2 separate regions of the Mus musculus genome follow, and region 1 is linked to region 2. Evidence: chromatin loops called from intact Hi-C (ENCODE). Cell type or tissue: left cerebral cortex. All regions are shown on one strand. Links, peaks and the distances in the headings refer to the core of each region. The heading gives the core; the rest is flanking DNA. Region 1 holds the start of Sez6 (seizure related gene 6). Region 2 overlaps Myo18a (myosin XVIIIA).

Region 1 (9,078 bases), core at 2,731-5,230, 79 kb after region 2:
AGGGGTGGGGTGGAAAGGTGGGGAGCTGGCGGCGAGGGTGTGGGGAGAGAGTTGGGCTTCTACAACTGATTCTTCATTTTTGTCTCAGCCCTATCATGGTTTTCAAAGAGCTTCATTAATTAGTACCACAAACTTGAACCCGGAGACTTCTGCCTCCACGTGGCGGGGGAGGGGCTCCTCCCACCCGTCCCAGGGCTCCTAAGTGCAAATGATTTTGCCAACGGGATGGATCTCAAGTCCTATCTCCAGTCTGCGTGTTTCAGCACCTGCCTCATTTCTGCCCAGCCAGTGGCATTAAACATTTATGGAGCTGTAGAGGATCAAAGGCCTCCGCTGGAGGTGGTGGGCAGGCTGGAGGCCCGGGTTTGGAGGATGGAAAGTAGTTCACATCAAACCGCTTTCTGCTGCTGTCTCAGTGCACCCTAGGCTCTTGCCACAGATCTGGTCCCATTCCTGGAGTGGGAGCTAATGCTCAGAGCCAGAACCCTCAGGTGACTGACTTTGGGTAGCCAAGGATATCAGGCCTGATATTCATGGCCATACCAGAAGCCACTGAGTCTGGAGACTTGCTCAAAGATGATGGTGGCTGTGCCCCTACCATCTCTGGGATGAAGTGACAGCCCTTTCCTCTGCTCCCCTAAAACCCAAAACCCCTTTGGATGCTCTGATTTGAAAACTGTCTTGCAGAAGAGTAGATCTGGGCTTTCTTGGTTTGGGGTTTTCTTTTCCCTCCTCTTCTTGCTCAGAAAGCAAGTGTCATCCCAGCTGACTTCAAAATAAGTCACCGATAGGCCTGTGATCCCATGAGTTGATGAGTTGTTTAGAATTGGGAAAGTGGGGGGTTGGAGAGATGGCTCAGCAGTTAAGAGCACTGACTGCTCTTCTGAAGGTCCTGAGTTCAAATCTCAGCAACCACATGATGGCTCACAACCATCCATAATGAGATCGGATGCCCTCTTCTGGGATGTCTGAAGACAACTACAGTGTACTTACATATAAATAAATAAATAAATAAATAAATAAATAAATAAATAAATAAATCTTTTAAAAAATTACTTAAAAAAAAAAGAATTGGGAAATCGAGGCCGGCTTCCTGAGGGATGTGGATTAGAGATCCACTCTCATCTCAGAGATGACTAGTAACCCCCTCTCCGGCTTTCAACCTCAGTCTGTAGTAGCCTTCCTCCGGGGTTAGTAGTGAAGTACAATTCTTCCCTCAATGCCTGAAACTCATCCAAATGATGCCAGACTGATGTGTTCTGCTTTGTATACCTTCTTAATGAAGTAACCCCTTCAAGGTAACCACCAAGGACAACCTGCCACTCAGATGACCAAAGAACCTCCTACAGCCTAGCCACAGATGACTCCAGCGTTACTCACTCTTTTCTACGGGGTTGATGGGGTGGGAAGCTCTGCTTTGTGGAACCAATCTCCTTACTGACCACAGCTCCCTGGCAGTTTCCACGATGATGTTGGTTACATAAACCACACCCCCACCCTGCCCTCCTTCATTCGCTGAAACACAAGCAGATTTGGCATGGTTTGAAGCCCTCACTGACTTAAAGCAAAGTCCCCCTCACCCCCCCATCTTCCTCTTACTCAGCTTTCGTATGGCATCTGTGACCTGCCTTAGGCTTTGGGGATCCTCACTTATTTACAATATTCATTGAGCATTTAGAATGTACTGGTCCCTGGGCTAGGTTTGAGTAGAGGGCACATAGGCCGTGCAACTACCTGTAGTGAAAAATTAGACAGGGAAATCAGGATCTTCTGAGAGTAAAGAGCTGGGTAGACACAGTAAAGGGGGCTGTGCAGGTCACCACAGGCTGGTGTGTGTGTGTGTGTGTGTGTGTGTGTGTGTGTGTGTGTCCAAAAACCAGAGAATAGCTTACAGGAGTTGATTCTCCCCTAATGTGACGTAGGGCATAGAACTCCAGTTACCAGGCTTGATAGCAAGTGCCTTTTACCCACTGAGCTATCTCACTGGCCAGTGTTACTTTTCAAATTGTGTGTATGAATAGAGTAAACTCTCAAACTGTAAGCCTTGATATAGATGACTGTCCCCGTGGACATTTTATTGCCCTCCATTATGGGCAATGCCGATGTCTAGGAAGAATGGGCCCTTTGAAAGGCATGAGAAAGGATGTTTACCAAAACCTCTACTGCTCCCTAGATTGGTCCAGGCTCTGCCTCAAGCTTGCTGGGAACCCATTCCACAGAAGCCATGTTTACCAGATCTTCAGTAAAGAATGACAGCAAACCGTATTATTACTCTAGTCATGCAGTGCAGATCCATTCCCTGGGTTCAGGAGAGAGTGTTGTATCCTGGGATTGTAGTCTGCAATGGACTCCCTCTTGTATCCCAGGCAGTCAGGAAGGCCATGTTGCAGGTTCCCAGAAAATTTCCTTACCTTTCTTCTTATAGGTAGTCCCCAGCTCATCCAGAGCCCTACTGCCAAGATAGTCGGGTGAGACCTCCAGAAGCCTTTAAGTCAGGAGGAACTATCCTGATAGATCAGGTTCATCCTGCATTGTGGCTCAACCCCCTTTTCCCAGAGCTGTGTAGTCCTGAAGGACCCAGGGATGTGAGAAATGTCAGGAATGCCTGTGAGAAAGGAAGAGCCTCATGGCACTCACCCGTTTCCAGACTTCAGTCAGGCACTTCTGCGCCTGTTCTCCCATTCTGTGGGCAGGTCTTGTTTTCCCTTTCCTCCGTCCCTCTCTCCTGGCTTCTCCACATTTCTGATCTTTTCTTCAAAGGCTCCCCTACCTGCCATCCCTTCTGCTACTCTCCTTTCTCTTCCAATTCACCAGACAACTGTCCAAAATCCTCACCCAGCATCTTCCCCAGATAACTCCACATGCCACCTGCTGCCTGGGATTCTTTACAGCAAGCAAGATGGCTCCCCAGAGCCCACAAAAGGATCTACAGAGCATCAAAGGAGCAAAGCTGGAAGACTGTAAGGACCGAAAGACTCTCCTAGGAATGAAACTTAGGGCAGAAGTCACTTGCTTCCAGGATGAGATGGGGGAAGTGCTGTGGACAAATTGTTGGGGTTTGACCCACGTTCACATGGAAAGAACTCAACATTAAGCTGCCCTTTGAGGGCCTCCTTCTTCCTCTACAGATATTAACATCAGCCACGTGGTTGTGTCCTGTTGAGTCCACTGAAATTCAGTAACAAGCCTAACCATGTCCCTTGGGTCTGAATAATAGCCTCTAGTTCTGCACAGCTATGGCTAGCCTGTTATTGGCCCATGGCTTACTGGGGTTCCTCAGGTCACAAAGTCATGGGATCTTATTTTTCTGTGCTATTGACTATTCCAACTACTCTGGGGTTACTGCCCCTTCTTCAAGTTTTCCTCCATCTGAAACAATCAGCTACACCTGGTGGGTTGAAGGTGTAGCTCAGTGGTAGAGCCCCTCCCTATCTATCAAGTATGGAATCATGTGCCAGGTCCTGGTAAAAAAAAAAATGAAAATTTAAAACTAAAACAGTCATAAAGACCCCTGATATTCATGCTTATCCCATTTTCTTCGTCAGTTCCAAGACCGAAGCTGGTATTGGCATAAAAGATCTGTGTTCCTGTGGCTATTCTTGTTCTACAGAGGAAATAGAGGAAGCAAGGTCTGGAACCCCATGGCTACATGGGGACCCAGGGTGCTGCCTTCAGCACCCCACAGCTTGACCCAGGTTGCCCCCTACCAAGTGGAGAATGTCTCCCCAGGACACAAGTGCCACTGGCTTTTAACTATAATATCAGGATAATTAAGCTTTTCTGTGAGCACAGTTTGCTGCTGATGCAGCTGCCTGGAGCCCTGGCATTTATTGAGCGCAAAGTAATAATTTATTGTCCTTTGTACGTTCAAAAGCCGTCTTCATTATCGGCCCAGGATGGAGCTGCCACAAGGGCAGGCGGGCCTCACCAGCTGCCTCACTGATGTGCATCTTTCCAGATCACCCTTGTAGCTGTCAGGTACCAAGGTGGGGTGGAGAGAGAGGTGAGGAGGGGGTGTTCTCTTTAATGGAGAATCCGATTAGAACCTGACACCTTGGTAAGCTACAAACCCGGGAGAGGGTGGCAAGCTTGGCTGGGCGTGGGCAGCTCGGGAAGGCGGGGGCTGTGTGCCACATTAGCAGGGCAGTCCTTTCCCCAGGGCTCGAAAGCCTGTTCTCTTGCCGCTGGGTCTTCTGCGCCTTTGCTTGAGACTTTACGGTAAGCCGCTCCTCCTGCGCCCCCGCCCCCAGCCCCGCGCGGCGATCCCGGGCGCCGACGCCAGGCGCTGGCCGTGGTGCTGATTCTGTCAGGCGCTGGCGGCGGCGGCGGCGGCCCCGCTGCTCTCCCCGGGACCGGCTCTGCCCCCCGCGCCCACGCCTCTCCCAGTCCCCAGTTCCCCTACCGCGGCCCCGACCCGGGGCGCGGCCGCAAGCAGCACCATGCGCCCAGCAGCCCTGCTGCTCCTGCCCTCGCTGCTGGCGCTCCTGGCTCACGGTAAGGGACCCGGGCGTCCGGCCACAGGACGGGGGCGGGCGCGGACTCCCAGGGGTAGGAAAGCAAGACCATCCCGGCGCCTTGCTCCGTGCGTCCTGTTGTTCCTCCCAAGCACCACGTCCCGCCGGCTGCGCTGTCCCCGGCGCCGACCCAGCCGGGCGGGGCGCGGGCTCTACGGGCGGGAAGCCGCCGCGGCTCCCGCCATTCGCGCCCGGCCGAGACCTCGCCTTTAATCATCTCCCCGGATCTAATGGGATTTCTCTGCTGCAATTCATCACGCCACCCCCTCCCCGCACACACGCGCTCTCCCGCGCGCTCCCTCGCTCCACTCCAGGCGTCTAGGGGCGCCCGGGCGCGTTGCGGGGGGGGCGGCAGGTCGCGGGTGCAGAGTCCGGACAGCCCAGCTACCAGCCCGCCGTTCTGCCTACCCCGCTGGTCTCCAAACTTCGCTCGACTTTGCCGCTTATTCTGGGTCCCTCGTATCCTCACTGCAGAGGAACTGGGTCGGGTGGTGGCCGGACCCGGGACTGGGACATCTCTCACCTACCTCTGCCTTGACGCTGTCAAGTCAGGATTGGAACCTAGAACACAATTCTGGGGAAACATATCCGGGGACCCTGAGAGCCCACTGCCCAGCCCCTCGCTCTTCTCTGGGTTGCAGCAACTGAGGTCCTGGGACTGGCTGCCCTCCCTGAAATTCTTTTCTTGCACACAGACACACACATGCACACACGCACATGCACGGAGCGCTGCTTCTCTTCGGCTCTGCCTTCCTGCCGGGTTCTATCGACCTCGGAGCCGCAGACTAGTTAGCGGAACTCACCGTTTGTCCCAGCCCCGGACGCCGAGTCAAGTCCTAACTTCATTGATCTCGGTCAAGAAACGCTTGGCCTCGGAGTTAGCACCAAGGGAGTTTGGAGGAAAGATGAATGGGAAGCAGGAAGGGTCTGAAGCAAGTGGTCTCGGGAGTCTTCAAATGCTTAGGTCATTCTCCGCTTTTACTAATCGCCTGCTGGGGTCCGCGAAACTGCACTTTTGACTTGGGACTCAAAGTCCCTCGCCATATGGTTATGGTTCCTAGCGTCTGCTGTCAAGGAGGGAGGGAGGGAGATTTGTAACCTTCGGGCTCCATCCTCGAAGGCCGGAGAGTTTGGAGGTCAGAACAGCCAGACCAGGGCTGCTCGGGGCTGGGCTAGTACCAAGCCGCTCTTTTCCCGTCCCGGGGGATGGAGAGGGAGAACATCTTTGAATCTCTAGCTCTACCCACAAGTAGACCACATCTTTGCCCAGCCCACCTGGCTGCCCACACTGGCTCCTCCTAAGACTAGGAAAACTTGGAATTATATGTTCACCTTGCTGGGAGGAAAAAGAAGCCCACTCCAGGGATAAGAAGGGATGAAGAGAAACCCATCTTCTGGGCCAGAAATCTAAGGATATCTCTCTGCATTCGGGACCTGAGTGGGGTATGGCCACATCCTAGCTCCTTTCCTGGAACAGTCTGTGTCTGTTTCCTAGCAATGGAAGTTCTTATCTGAGTGTGTGATCTGGATTCCTCAGGTCTCAGGATGTCTGCAGTTCAGGAGCTCTGAGTGTTGGGTGACAATTCATCAGTTAAGCCACCAGTGTGGAGGTGTAGTCTCTGCCAGCCAGCTCCTTGCAGAGCTGGAGAGAGACCATAGGTCTCCAAGAAGAAAGCTGGTATGGCCGAGAGTCCAGCCCAGATTGGAGGTGTTGAGGTTCGCGTTGGGAGGAATTTACCCACTCTCGCCAGAAGTCTGTGTCCCCAGCCAGTGTCCTGTGGTTCATTGGCTTCTCCCGTGTAGTGGGGTTGCCTTACTATGTGTTTTATAGGTAGAAAGAGAGGATTTGGAAGCAGTGGCTAACCTGGCATGTGAGAGAGCCTGGACCCAGATCTGGGTGACCAGGAGGCCCCACCTATTTAACATAGATGGAAGGTTCATCATTAGGGTTCTGAGCCCTCTCATTTTGGAGGTAGTTCACTTGGCTATCTGAGATTCCTGAAGAGTTTATTAAAGGAGAGATTTGCAGAGTAAAGGCCTTTGGCTGCAAGTCTTTTAGCCAGAGGATGCATCGCTGCAGCCTGGCAGCCCGGGAGACCTCAGAGCTCTGCTTACAAGAGGGACACAGTCAGCCACAGTCTAAACTTCCAACCTTCAGTGGCCAGGGAAGGAAGAGGCTCTGAAAACCAAAGAGATAGATGGATAGTGCTCCACCCTACAGGCTCAAGCCCCTAGTTCTTTTGCAGTCGCTTAGATGTAATCTGTTCCAGGTACGACAGACATGACATACTATGGGGCATCCTCCCAACCCATGGGAAGTGCCAGGGAAGTCTTGCCACAGTGGGGGAGAAGACAGTTTAACAGGAGCTGTGTCTGCCTAGGCCTGTTGTGTCAGTTTAATGATTTTTAATGAGCAATTACCTTTAGTCATTCTCTTAATTTCTGAATATCAATAAAGTTAATTAAACTCTGCATGTGTGAATGTGGCCTGGGGAGACTGTAAAGGTAAAAGCATCCAACACTGGGATGAGATTAGGTCGTCAGGTATAGAAGCTGCCTCCATAGTTATATGACCTTGGACTCAGGGCTCCATCTCTCTAAGCTCTCTTGTGAGTGTGGTAGAAAGGAAGATGGGGGCGGGGGCAGAAAAAGCAAGCCTCAGTTGCTTATTCTGCCAGAAACTGTGGGAGGAAAAAAAGAGGAAGGATTTGGCTTCCAGGATTCCTACTGCTGCAAGGGTTAACCTAGTACTGACTTAACCTAAAATGCAAATTGCTGCTTTGGGGTGGTGCTCTGGTTGGTGCGGGCTTCGGATGGCTTATTGCTGGAGTCTGGGGGCTGCTAACCAAGCTTTATCACACCCTGCTTTCTAGCCTAGGTCTTCAGGATCAGGGCTCTTGCTGGGGATAAGGGCTCATGGGAGATAGCTTGGATTCCACTCAGAGCTCTAGAGGTGGACCTGGAAGACAGGGAACTCCTGCTGGGTTTCTGAGGAGACTGCCCAAGAGGAGTTGGCTTTTGGCCCCTCACGGGCCTAAGCGAATCAAGCTTGGCAGGTCCTGGCGGCCATCCCAGCCTCAGCAGGGTGGCAGCTTAAAATGCCTTGGGGATCCTGTGGGGCACTAATGGGGAGCAAGAAGACAATGAGATTGGGCTTAATTAGAAACTGAGCTTCCATCCTCCCCACCCCTCTTCCCCACATCTGCCTGAACAGAGGGACTTGTCAGAAAGGCTGCCTCCTTACCCTCTCTCTCATCCAGTCCCAAGCCCTCCAGCCTCCTCCAGCCCTTCTTGTCTCCACCCCTCCTAGCTCGAGCCAAGCCCATCTACCAGATGGCTCTCAGCTCAGGAATCTTGCAACCCTATTTGGACAGAGCTCTCAGGGTTCATTATCCTACCCTCCACCCTTGGTCAGACAGAAAACAATAGACGGGGTTTGGGGGGGGGGTAACTTCAGTAAAGGAGTCTCTCAGCCCAGATGGGGAAGAGCCCAGCTTACCATGTCCTTGGCTCACAATAGACCTCACTCTCGGGAGCCATCATTGTAAGGGTGCATGAAATTCACTGTCGCCAAGCCTGGCTTTTCACCTGTGAGGGGCTAAGCTCTATAAATAAGAGTCACCTAGAAGAGGAAAAGCTGCCAGCCCCAGTCCACAGCCAAGAGGTGGAAAGCAGGTGTTAGGGGGTCTCCAAGGCCAGTTCCAACAGGAAGCAACATCATTCCAGAAAGATGACTAATCCAGCCAGGTCAAAGGAGTCTTGTCTCGGCATCAATTTTTCAGACAAGCCCAGTTCTCAGCAGCTTTTGGACTCTTGATGTTCCTTCTACCTGTTTTTTCTTTTGTTTTTTCCTTCCCCTCAGCCAGCCTGGCTAGTCTACTTCATGCCTTTGAGTCTGGTTTGACTGGCAGTTCAGTAATTGGCAGGAGGCATCTGCTCTATGGTCTGTCCTCCAGGCTGGGTCAAAGGACTTGTCCATGCTCCCATTGTCTGTTTGGTGTCCCATCTGGTCCCCAGGCTGTTGGATCAGGAGCCTTTGCCTGGTTGTTTGAAGCTCCTTCTAGTATCAACAACTCAAGAAAGAGAACAGTAAGCCTACCTTGCTCACCCCTTGGGCAACTCCAGGAAGCCTCTTTAGGAGAAGCTTAGGGTCAGCTGCCGGTTAGAACGGAATGATTGGCCCGGAGCAGCTGGGACTGCGTCTAGAAGCTGAGTTTGCGTAGCAAGTACACTATTTTTACATAGATTGTATGTTGGGAATTTTTTTCCCCTTTCCTAACAGTTGGCCAATTATTCTGCCTGTAAATTACAGCCTTTACTTAGATTTTTTTTTTCCTTCTACAAATTAAGCTGTCATGCCATCAGCCTTAGGTGGTTTGGGGGCGGGGCCAATGGCCGATCTTAATTCGGTAAAGCTTTTCCTCAGTCATCCCTTAGTGCCACCACGACTTGTGTCCCCAGCGGCTCAGGGCCTACCTAGCACGTGGCACACATCAAATGCATGTTAAGAAAGCTGTAAGAATTGCACAGGTAGAAATCAGCACAGGAGAGCACGGGGCCCAGC
Region 2 (9,078 bases), core at 2,615-5,114:
TCAGAGAAGCGGCTACGGAAAGACCTGAAGCGCACCAAAGCGCTGCTGGCAGATGCCCAGATCATGCTGGACCACTTAAAGAACAATGCCCCGAGCAAGAGGGAGATTGCCCAGCTGAAGAACCAGGTACCTTGCCCAGTTGAATCCACTGGTTCCAGGGGTAGCCAGGGCACTCATTTGTTCAATTACCTTCTCTATGGCTTGCTGTCTCTTAAGTCCTTGAGAAGGAAGATGTCTGGACAAGCCACTCCAAGCAGTCAGGTTCCCTAGGGTCTGTATATGCCCTACAGCATGGCTGCCAGGCCCTAGGGTGGTGTGGAGGGGCCTCGTGCCTCCTGGAGGAAAGAACAGTGTATGCACCACAGCACAGCTGTGGCTCTTAGACTGACATTCAAGAAGAAATTAGAGGAGCAAGGATGAGGAGGAGGAGGCAGAGGAGGGCAGGGAGAGGTGGAGGAGGGCAGGGAGAAGCTGAGGAGTACAGGGAGAGGTGGAGGAGGGCAGGGAGAGTGTCTGAGCCTCTCCTCTCTTGTGAGCCAGTGCCCTGCACAGCCCTTGTGCCCCAGAGCATGGCTGATGTTTCTCCCCTGGGTGGGGGTGGCTTGTGTCCAGCTGGAAGAGTCGGAATTCACCTGTGCAGCAGCTGTAAAGGCACGGAAAGCGATGGAGGTGGAGATGGAAGACCTGCACCTGCAGATTGATGACATCGCCAAAGCCAAGACAGCGGTGAGGGTCAGAGTACACAGGGGAGGGCCCGGGTGCAGAGGGAGAGTTGAACCATGACTGTCTTCACCCGACACCGGCCTTTCCCTGCCAGGGATTTCTGCAGGGTAGCACCCTCCTCTCCCACCTGAGTCCTCTGCTTTCTCCCAACTCAAAGCAGAGTCTTAAGAGGAGGGAGAGCTGGCAGAAGAGGGAGCCAGCCAGGGCGCACATCTCCCCGTTTAACCACCTGCCTCTGGGAGCTTGGCCGCAGGCCCTGGAATCATAAATAAAGGCAGCTAATGTGGCTGAGGGATGTAAACAGGTGCCTAGAGATTAGCAGAAGCTCCGATAAGAGGCTGGGATGCTGGGCTTCCTTCCCCTCCCCCTGCCCAGCCCACTGACAAGCCCAAGAGCAGCTAATTAGAGCTTTTATTTAATGCCTCCCTTTTAATTCCCCACCTCTCCCACGGCCCATCCATCCATAGGGCTGAGTTTTCACTCCTGGGATGTGGCCACCCGTACCATCTCGGGCCAGGAGTGGGCCAGGGGAGGAGGGTAAGCTTAGCTGTTGGCTTCACACACAGCCCCTTAGCTACCCATCCTGCTGCTGAGAGATGCCAATCTCACAGGTTTGATTTATCTTGTGACATTTGTGCTCCTCAGCAGTTTCCAGGTGAATAATTCAGATTCCTTAATTTTGTTAAAAAAGGCTGTTATAAAATTACCATTTTATTTAAATCTGAGTTAATAAATTTCTTGGCGGAGGCTTCCCCAGCTCCCCACAGCCCAGTAACAAGATGGATAGGGCAGAGAAGGAGCCAACGCAGTCATTTTGGTTTGGAATTACAGGCTAATAGATTCGTTCATTTCCTGAAGCTGCTGGTGCCCGTCTTTTCCCCACCCCCACCCCCAGGCTGGGAGAGCCGGATGACCCAAGAGTGGACCATCCCCAGGGAGAACAAAATCTAAGTCAGGGGGTGTCACCAACTTGACAGGTCCTTCCCTATGGGCTGATGTGGGCAGAGTACATGCCAGTCAGGCTGATATAACTGGACGATGGGTCATTTGTAATAGGCAGAATTTCTACCTTCTCATTAGCCTTGAAAGAATTGCCAGAAAGCAGCTAACAATTAGCTCCCAGAAGCCCCAGGGTCCTCCTGTCCCATACAAACAGCTCTGTCCCTCATCTCACTGCCCAGAACCCACCAGGTAGCTTCTCTGGTTCTGGAACCCACTCCAACACGATCTCCCCACCAAGGAGAGGCGGGATGGGTGGGACAGGTTTGGACTTGCTGCCCCAGGGCCTGCAGACACAGGCCTGATGCCCTCTGATCTACCCTTGCCCCAACCAGCTGGAGGAGCAACTGAGTCGACTTCAGCGTGAGAAAAACGAGATTCAAAACCGGCTGGAAGAGGATCAGGAGGACATGAATGAGCTGATGAAGAAGCACAAGGCAGCTGTGGCCCAGGTACCCTGACAGGAATGACAACAGAGTGAACATCCTCGGGGCCTGAACCACCTCACAAATCCCTGGCTAGATTCCTCCTCCTCCTCCTCCTCCTCTTCCTCTCCTATTCTTCCTCTTCCTCCTCCTCTTCCTCTTCCTCCTCCTCGTCCTCCTCCTCCTCTTCCTCCTCTCCTCTTCCTCCTCCTCCTCCTCTTCCTCTCCTCTTCTTCCTCTTCCTCTTCCTCCTCTCCTCTTCTTCCTCCTCCTCCTCTCCTCTTCCTCCTCTCTTCTTCCTCTTCTTCCTCCTCCTCCTCTTCCTCCTCCTCCTCTTCTTCCTCCTTCTCCTCTTCCTCCTCCTTTTCCTCTTCCTCCTCCTCTTCCTCCTCCTCCTCTCCTCTTCCTCCTCTCTTCTTCTTCCTCTTCCTCCTCCTCCTCCTCCTCCTCTTCTTCCTCCTCTTCTTCCTCCTCCTCCTCTCTTCTTCCTCTTCTTCCTCCTCCCCCTCTTCCTCCTCTTCTTCCTTTTCCTTTTTTTGATATCTGTAACCCTGGCTGGCCTAGAGCTCCCCATGTAGACCTTGTAGACTATGTAGTTCAGGCAGGTCTTGAACTCAGATCCACCTGCTTCTGCCTCTGCCCCCACCCCTGGCTCTAGATACGTCTTTGGAGAGACTTAGTCTAGGTGCCCTGGCCCATGCTGGGGAGAGGTTGAATGTTTGACTCGAGGGGACCTTTCTCACTCTTGCTCTCCTTTTCCAGGCCTCCCGGGACATGGCACAGATGAACGATCTCCAGGCTCAGATTGAAGAGTCCAACAAGGAGAAGCAAGAGCTACAGGAGAAGGTAGGTACCCTGGGTTTCCCCGGAAGGGAGAGCTCAGGAATCACTGGGCAGAAGCCTTGCTCTCCCGGTATGGAGGGTGTTTCTCTCTACCACCAGTAAGCCACAGAGCAGTGTGAGCTGGCAGGAAGAGCTAGGCTTGCAGCCATATCTCCATGGTACATGTGTTGGCTTCAGCTGCCTTGCTTCACATTTCTGTCCCCTCTCTGCTCCCTAACATCCTTCTTCCTTTCAGAAGGGCAGTAACAGTGCCAAATGCAGGGGCAGGCGGGGCATGGCTCCGCTGGGCGGGGCTCCCCTCACCCTCCACCGTGTATCTCTCCCTGCCTTGGGTCTTCTAGTCACCATGGTGATGTTGCCTGTCCCAGACTTGGCGCTGCCCCTCCCCGTTCCGGACTTACTCTGGACTCAGTCCTTTCTCCTCTCACTCCTTCCACCCCTAGCTACAAGCTCTGCAGAGCCAGGTGGAGTTCCTGGAGCAGTCCATGGTGGACAAGTCCCTCGTCAGCAGGCAGGAAGCGAAGATCAGGGAGCTGGAGACACGCCTGGAGTTCGAAAAGACCCAAGTGAAGCGCCTGGAGGTGGGTTCGGCTTCATGTGCAAGCCAAGCAGAGCTGCCCTAGTGGCTGGACCCACGCATGCTCCGAAGGGCTGAGCAAGCCAGGGACACTCCTGAGTCCTCTGCCAAGCTGCCGGGCCAGCTGACAGGGTGGGAGCTCCCTTCCCGCCTGCCTGGTCTGCTCTCTGGGCCCCGCAGAGCCTGCCTATTTTATATTCTGTATCCGTGCCTGCTTTCTGCCAAGGGACCCGAGCGGCTTAGCTTTTCGTCTTCATATTTCCCTCTGCCACGAGCTCCCCCTCCTGTCCCCCTCACTCACTCTCTGGTAGGGTCATAAATATGCAGCGGATGGCACCACTGCTCTGAGGGCTGAAGTCTGCTCTGCATCTCATGGCTCGCTCATCTCCCCCCTTCCTTTTTACACCCCCCCCTTTCCCTCACTTCTTGCCTCCCTTTCCAGCTCTGCTTTTCTTCTTTCTTTTCCTCCATCACTGTCCTAGGTCTCTCTTATTCTCTTCCAATGACTTCATTTCCCTCCTCACCCCCCACCCCGTATTCTCCTTAACACCCCACTTTTGGTTGGCCTCTTTCCATGCTTGATTCCTCTGCCCCCCACAGTGGCTACTTCATACTCTACCCCAGCCCCTTCCTCTTCTGCTCTCCTATAACCAGCATGCTCCAGCCCTCCCTGTGTGAAAGAGAGCGGCATCAGGACTGTGTCCCCGAGGGTTCACCTGTAGCCTTGTCTTGAAGCTCTTCTTCTGAGCTTACGGACATCTGTCCAAGCACCATCAGGCCTGCCTGAGAGCGTGTTCAGTGCGGTGGATGGAGAGCTTCTCTGTTGCCCCTCCCCCAGCACCCTCTCTGTCAGCAGAGCAGGCAGTAGGAGGGGGTGGAAACAGGTGGGCAGCCAAGGGCATCACCCACCTGGACATGGGAAGCCAGAGAGAACTAGAGGGAGCGTTATGCCTTCTTTACTACCCCCAGGACCCCAGGACAGGTGGTGACATTTCAGGCCCCACAGCACATACAGAATAGGGTTTGTGCAGCTGCTGGGGACCAGAAGAAGCCATTGGTGGTGGATGAAGGCTCTGCCTCCTGCATCTGTCACCTCACTTATCTCTCAGAGTTCCTTCTACTCAAAAGGGCAATATTGTGGTTTGGACTCCTGAGAGATAAATACAGATGCCCCCCGAGTGACCCTGTAGCCCAGGCTGTCACTTTGCAGAGCCAGGCTGGGGTAGATAGTCATTGGAATGACACTGACTTGGTTCTCCCTCACACTCTAACCTCTGCTCCAAATCATTTCCTGCCTAGCATCCTACCGCTGCCAAGGAGAACACATTCGTGTTTCTGAAGTAGACAGATTCACGAGGCTGAGAGAGAGAGAGAGCTCTGCCTGGGTCTTTTAATCAAACACTCTCAGCAGAACCAGTTACCTCTGAACACTGGCTGTAGCTCTGGGAGCTTCTGGGTTCAATGTCTCTGAAAAAGCCCAGATGACCATGAGAACATTCACATGACAGGCCAGCCTCTGTGTAGAGCTGCCAGAGTCTCTGCAGTAACAGTCACCCCCGCCTTTCCTCTTCCAGATTACCTCTTCCAAAGACCCCTGCAGAGATGCAGGTGTCATCTCCCCCCTGGAAGGACAGCAAAGCTCAGAGGGAGTCAGATCAGTTGGCTAACCCTACATGGAAGGAGACCTGAGTTTGCTCAGCACTTATGTAAAAAGCCAGATGCAGTGGTACTTCCTTATAATCCCAGAAATGAGGAGTAAAGACAGGAGGATTACCAGGGCTAGGTGGGCAGACAGACAGACAGCCTAATTGGTGAGCTCTAGGTCTTAATGAGAGACCATATCTCAAAGGACAAGATGGATACTACCTAAGGAATAATACAGGTTGACTTTTAAAAAAAGATTTTATATATGTGTGTGTGTGTGTGTGTATGTATATATATATATATATATATATATATATATATATATATATATAGCTGTCTTCAGACACACCAAAAGAGGGTATCAGATCTCATTACAGATGGTTGTGAGCCACCATGTGGTTGCTGGGATTTGAACTCAGGACCTCTGGGAGAGCAGTCAGTGCTCTTAACCGCTGAGCCATCTCCCAGCCCTAGACTGGCTTCTGTTCTACATTCATGTAGAACCTACACACACACACAGGAAGACAGAACAGACAGGGGTGGAGGTGGGTTAAACGTAAGTAAACCTCTAGCATCCCTTAGCCATAGCTGAGTTGGGGCTTGGCCAGACTTCCTGGTCCAGACCCTGCCCACAGTGCCTCTCTCTGGCTGACATCCTACCTGCCGGTCTTTCCTCTCAACCTGCTCACCCAGAACCTGGCCAGTCGGCTCAAAGAAACCATGGAGAAGCTGACTGAGGAACGGGACCAGCGCGCCGCAGCTGAGAACCGTGAGAAGGAGCAGAACAAGAGGCTCCAGCGACAGCTTCGTGACACCAAGGAGGAGATGAGCGAGCTTGCCAGGAAGGAAGCCGAGGCTAGCCGCAAGAAGCATGAACTGGTAATGTCCTGCTCTTCATAGGTCCCAAGCTGGAGGCCTGCCAAGAACACACCCACCCCACCCTGGGCTGGGTGGGGTCACTTCAGTCCCCAAGTCCTGTTAAGTATATGCTTACCTCACCATGGGTTCCGGTAGGGGACAGTTCAGTCCTGACAGGCAAGTCAGGGTGACCGCACAAGGTGAAGCCAAGCCCCGCCAGCCAACCCAGTAGCCCTTGAATAGAGAAGCCTTTGGAGGCTTAGAGGAGCACCAGAGTGGCTCCTGCCTGCCAGGGAGTGACTTGCTGCAGGCTCCTTCGGAGATGCTAGGGGACATTGTGGTCCTCCTGTACACTAGACCCCCCTCCTAGGAGATGGACCTGGAGAGCCTGGAAGCTGCTAACCAAAGCCTGCAAGCCGACCTAAAGCTGGCGTTCAAACGCATTGGGGACTTGCAAGCTGCCATTGAGGATGAGATGGAAAGTGACGAGAACGAGGACCTCATCAACAGGTAAGAGGTGGAGTCTGTGGCATTTCCGGCAGGGCCCAGGCCCTCTCAAGCAGCAGAATCAGGCCCCAAGCGACATGCAACCCCTTACACCCCACAACCAAGCTACCATATCATCTTCCCAGTGCTAGACCCAGGTGGGAAAGATGGTTGGGGGGTCGGGTGGGGGTGTCCACCATCCTTTCCTCCTGTGCTCTCCTTCCCAGGCCCCCCATAGCCCAGGCTCTGGTGTTGCCTGTTCCCCGTGAGTTATCTCCCCGTTTAGCTGCATTTCCGTTGGCGCCTGCCCTACTCTAGGGAGAGCAGAGATTTAAGGGCTGTGGTGCTTTGTTACTTGTGCTAGAGATTTTCTCGCATAAAACCCACCCAGGGAATGGTTTTGGAGAACGAGAGAGATTTGTAGTCCTAGGCTGAACAGAAAGCCACAAATCCAGAGGGCCGGCAGTGTGGCAGTGGGGCTGGGACTTAGGTAGATCCCAGAGGCTCCCCACTTCCTGCCTCAGGGTCAGGTCCCTTCCCATGCCCAGGGTGGGGTGGGGTGGGGTGGGGCAGGGCAGGGCAGGGCAGAGCAGGCAGCCCAGGAACCTTGCTCCTTTGGGATGAGTGCTGGCAGTGAATGAGGCCTGGTTCTGAGGATTCTGTTGCTCCCTTGTACCTGATCTCAGCCAGCCAGAGATGCCATTCACTGAAGAAAGGGAGCCTTGGATGGGGATACTCCTCAGGATGTCCCTGGATGTCCCCGTCGGCTTCTTGTGGCCCCTTTGCCCACCATTTTCTTTCTGTTTCCAGTTTGCAGGACATGGTGACAAAATATCAGAAAAAAAAGAATAAACTGTGAGGACCAGAGCCATGTGCTCTTTGCCTCTCCCCATGGGTGTCTAACCATCCCTAACACAGGGCTTCCTGCCAGGGGCCCCTGCCGCATGCTGCATGCAGACACAGCCTCCTCACACTCTCTCATGCTAACACTGCTGACTGTCCTTAGGCTGGGGTGGAAGGACTGGCTGGCAGTGAAGTGTGTTCCTAGAAAGCTAGACTGATCCTCATAGCCCGAGTAGCCAGGATGGGGCTTTATTGCCTAAGTCCCAGCTTCTCCTCTCTGGGATCCAAGTGTGCCAACCACCCTGGCCTGTCTCTCTGGAGGTCGAGCAGTCAGGCTACATCAGTCTACACCCTTGGGCTCTTGGAACCCAAGCTGCCCGAAAGGGACGGGTATGTTTTGTGTTTAAGGTCTGTTATCTTCCTCAGGCAGATGAGGGGCATCTCACAGCTGCTCCTTTGGAGAAAGCATTCAGGCAGCTAAGCTCTGCCCTGGCAGGGAGAGGAGACAGCGGGGTTGTGTTTACTTGCTCCCTGGGGGTACCTCAGGCAGAGGTGGTAGGGAACACACATCTGTGTTGGTATGCCTGTCAGGTGGTGGGAGACCCAGGACATCTGCCCTTCTCTGTTCCCTCTTCCTGGTGGGGGAGCTGGAAAGTGGTGTAGATATGCAGGCCTTCAGGCAGATTTGCTGATCCTCTGTCAGGTTCGACAGGGTTGCTTTTGGAAGTTGTTTTTTCAGCATGGCACTGAATTTCCTGCCTGGCAGGCCTCCTCCCCTGGCCAGGATGGGCTGGCGGCCGTGCAAAGGACTCCGGGAGAGCTAATGATAAATGTAATAGTGTGTAACAGTGATAGAGGGCCGCTGGAGCCCGGTTGTCACACACAATTAATATCCCCTGCCGTTCTGTCTCCGTTTGTTTGTTCCCCCGTGATTCGGCTCCCAGTTAACTAATAGCACATGAGCCCGGACATAAATTGTATTTGACGCGAGGTTTAATTCCGACCATTTAAAATTTCAACTGCCCCCTGAGCCTGCCTGCCCCTGGAGTTTGTTTACGGGCCTGATTATTTAAGGAAGAGAACTTGAACATTGTCTGGATTCTTACAACTAAACAGAAGGTGAGGGTAGGCATGCTAGCTTCTCAGACCACTGACGACTCTGAATGTCAGGAATGAAATTCATATTCTGGGCCTCAATCTGTCCCTAGTGTGTTCCATCCTGCCATTCTTGGGCAGAAGGAACTCTGAGGGCTGATAAAATGTGCATTGAATATCATATTCTAAAGCATAGTCAGGCACACAGACCCCCTCCCCCCCCACACACACACCAGCATGCACTCAAAGCAGGTGCATGAGAACATGCAATTCTAAGCAGGTTCCACTGTTAGCAGAGAGGCTCTGTCCTCAGCAGCTCCAAGTTATCGAGCGAGCATGCTAAGGCGGGCAGAAAAATAATGTTTCGATTTACTTAGAGATACAGTTGTTATTGCCATAACCTTAATGAAAGCAGTAAACAGTGCAGTATTAAGGGAGATTTATACAGAAACACTTTTAACATGTAGACATAGATTTTGCGATGCATACAGCACCTCCTTTCTAAAGCCAATCAATATGGTTATGAACGGCAGTGATAAATTACAGGCTCTGAAGCTACAGAGGGAGGTTTTTTGCACGGGTGTA

Evidence for each region. A loop is a pair of places that touch in the nucleus more often than their neighbours do. Peaks named below come from ENCODE experiments on the same cell type or tissue, not always from the same donor. Only the 100,000 strongest peaks of a DNase experiment are listed, where the experiment ranks them.
Region 1: a loop joins it to region 2, with 2.2 times the contacts of the local background. A loop is called at or near these places in 1 of 42 quality-filtered maps.

What each region holds. Positions count from the first base shown.
Region 1 is chr11:77,926,621-77,935,698 of GRCm38, forward strand. Sez6 (seizure related gene 6) reads left to right here and starts at 4,219. Exons shown (of 17, transcript NM_021286.4): 1 at 4,219-4,494. The coding sequence starts at 4,440. It overlaps Gm11190 (predicted gene 11190), which reads right to left and starts at 2,668. Exons shown (of 3, transcript NR_033549.1): 1 at 2,638-2,668. In left cerebral cortex, for the core only: CTCF peaks have their summits at 2,864 and 4,275; a DNase peak (open chromatin) is centred at 4,232; H3K4me3 peaks cover 1,406 bases; H3K27ac peaks cover 1,156 bases.
Region 2 is chr11:77,847,313-77,856,390 of GRCm38, forward strand. Myo18a (myosin XVIIIA) reads left to right here. Exons shown (of 41, transcript NM_001291213.1): 33 at 1-126; 34 at 613-726; 35 at 2,058-2,174; 36 at 2,910-2,993; 37 at 3,434-3,571; 38 at 5,905-6,090; 39 at 6,440-6,579. Among named protein-coding and RNA genes, the nearest start is that of Gm36875, 11 kb to the left of the region's middle. In left cerebral cortex, for the core only: a CTCF peak has its summit at 3,602; DNase peaks (open chromatin) are centred at 3,199, 3,367 and 3,685; H3K27ac peaks cover 2,313 bases.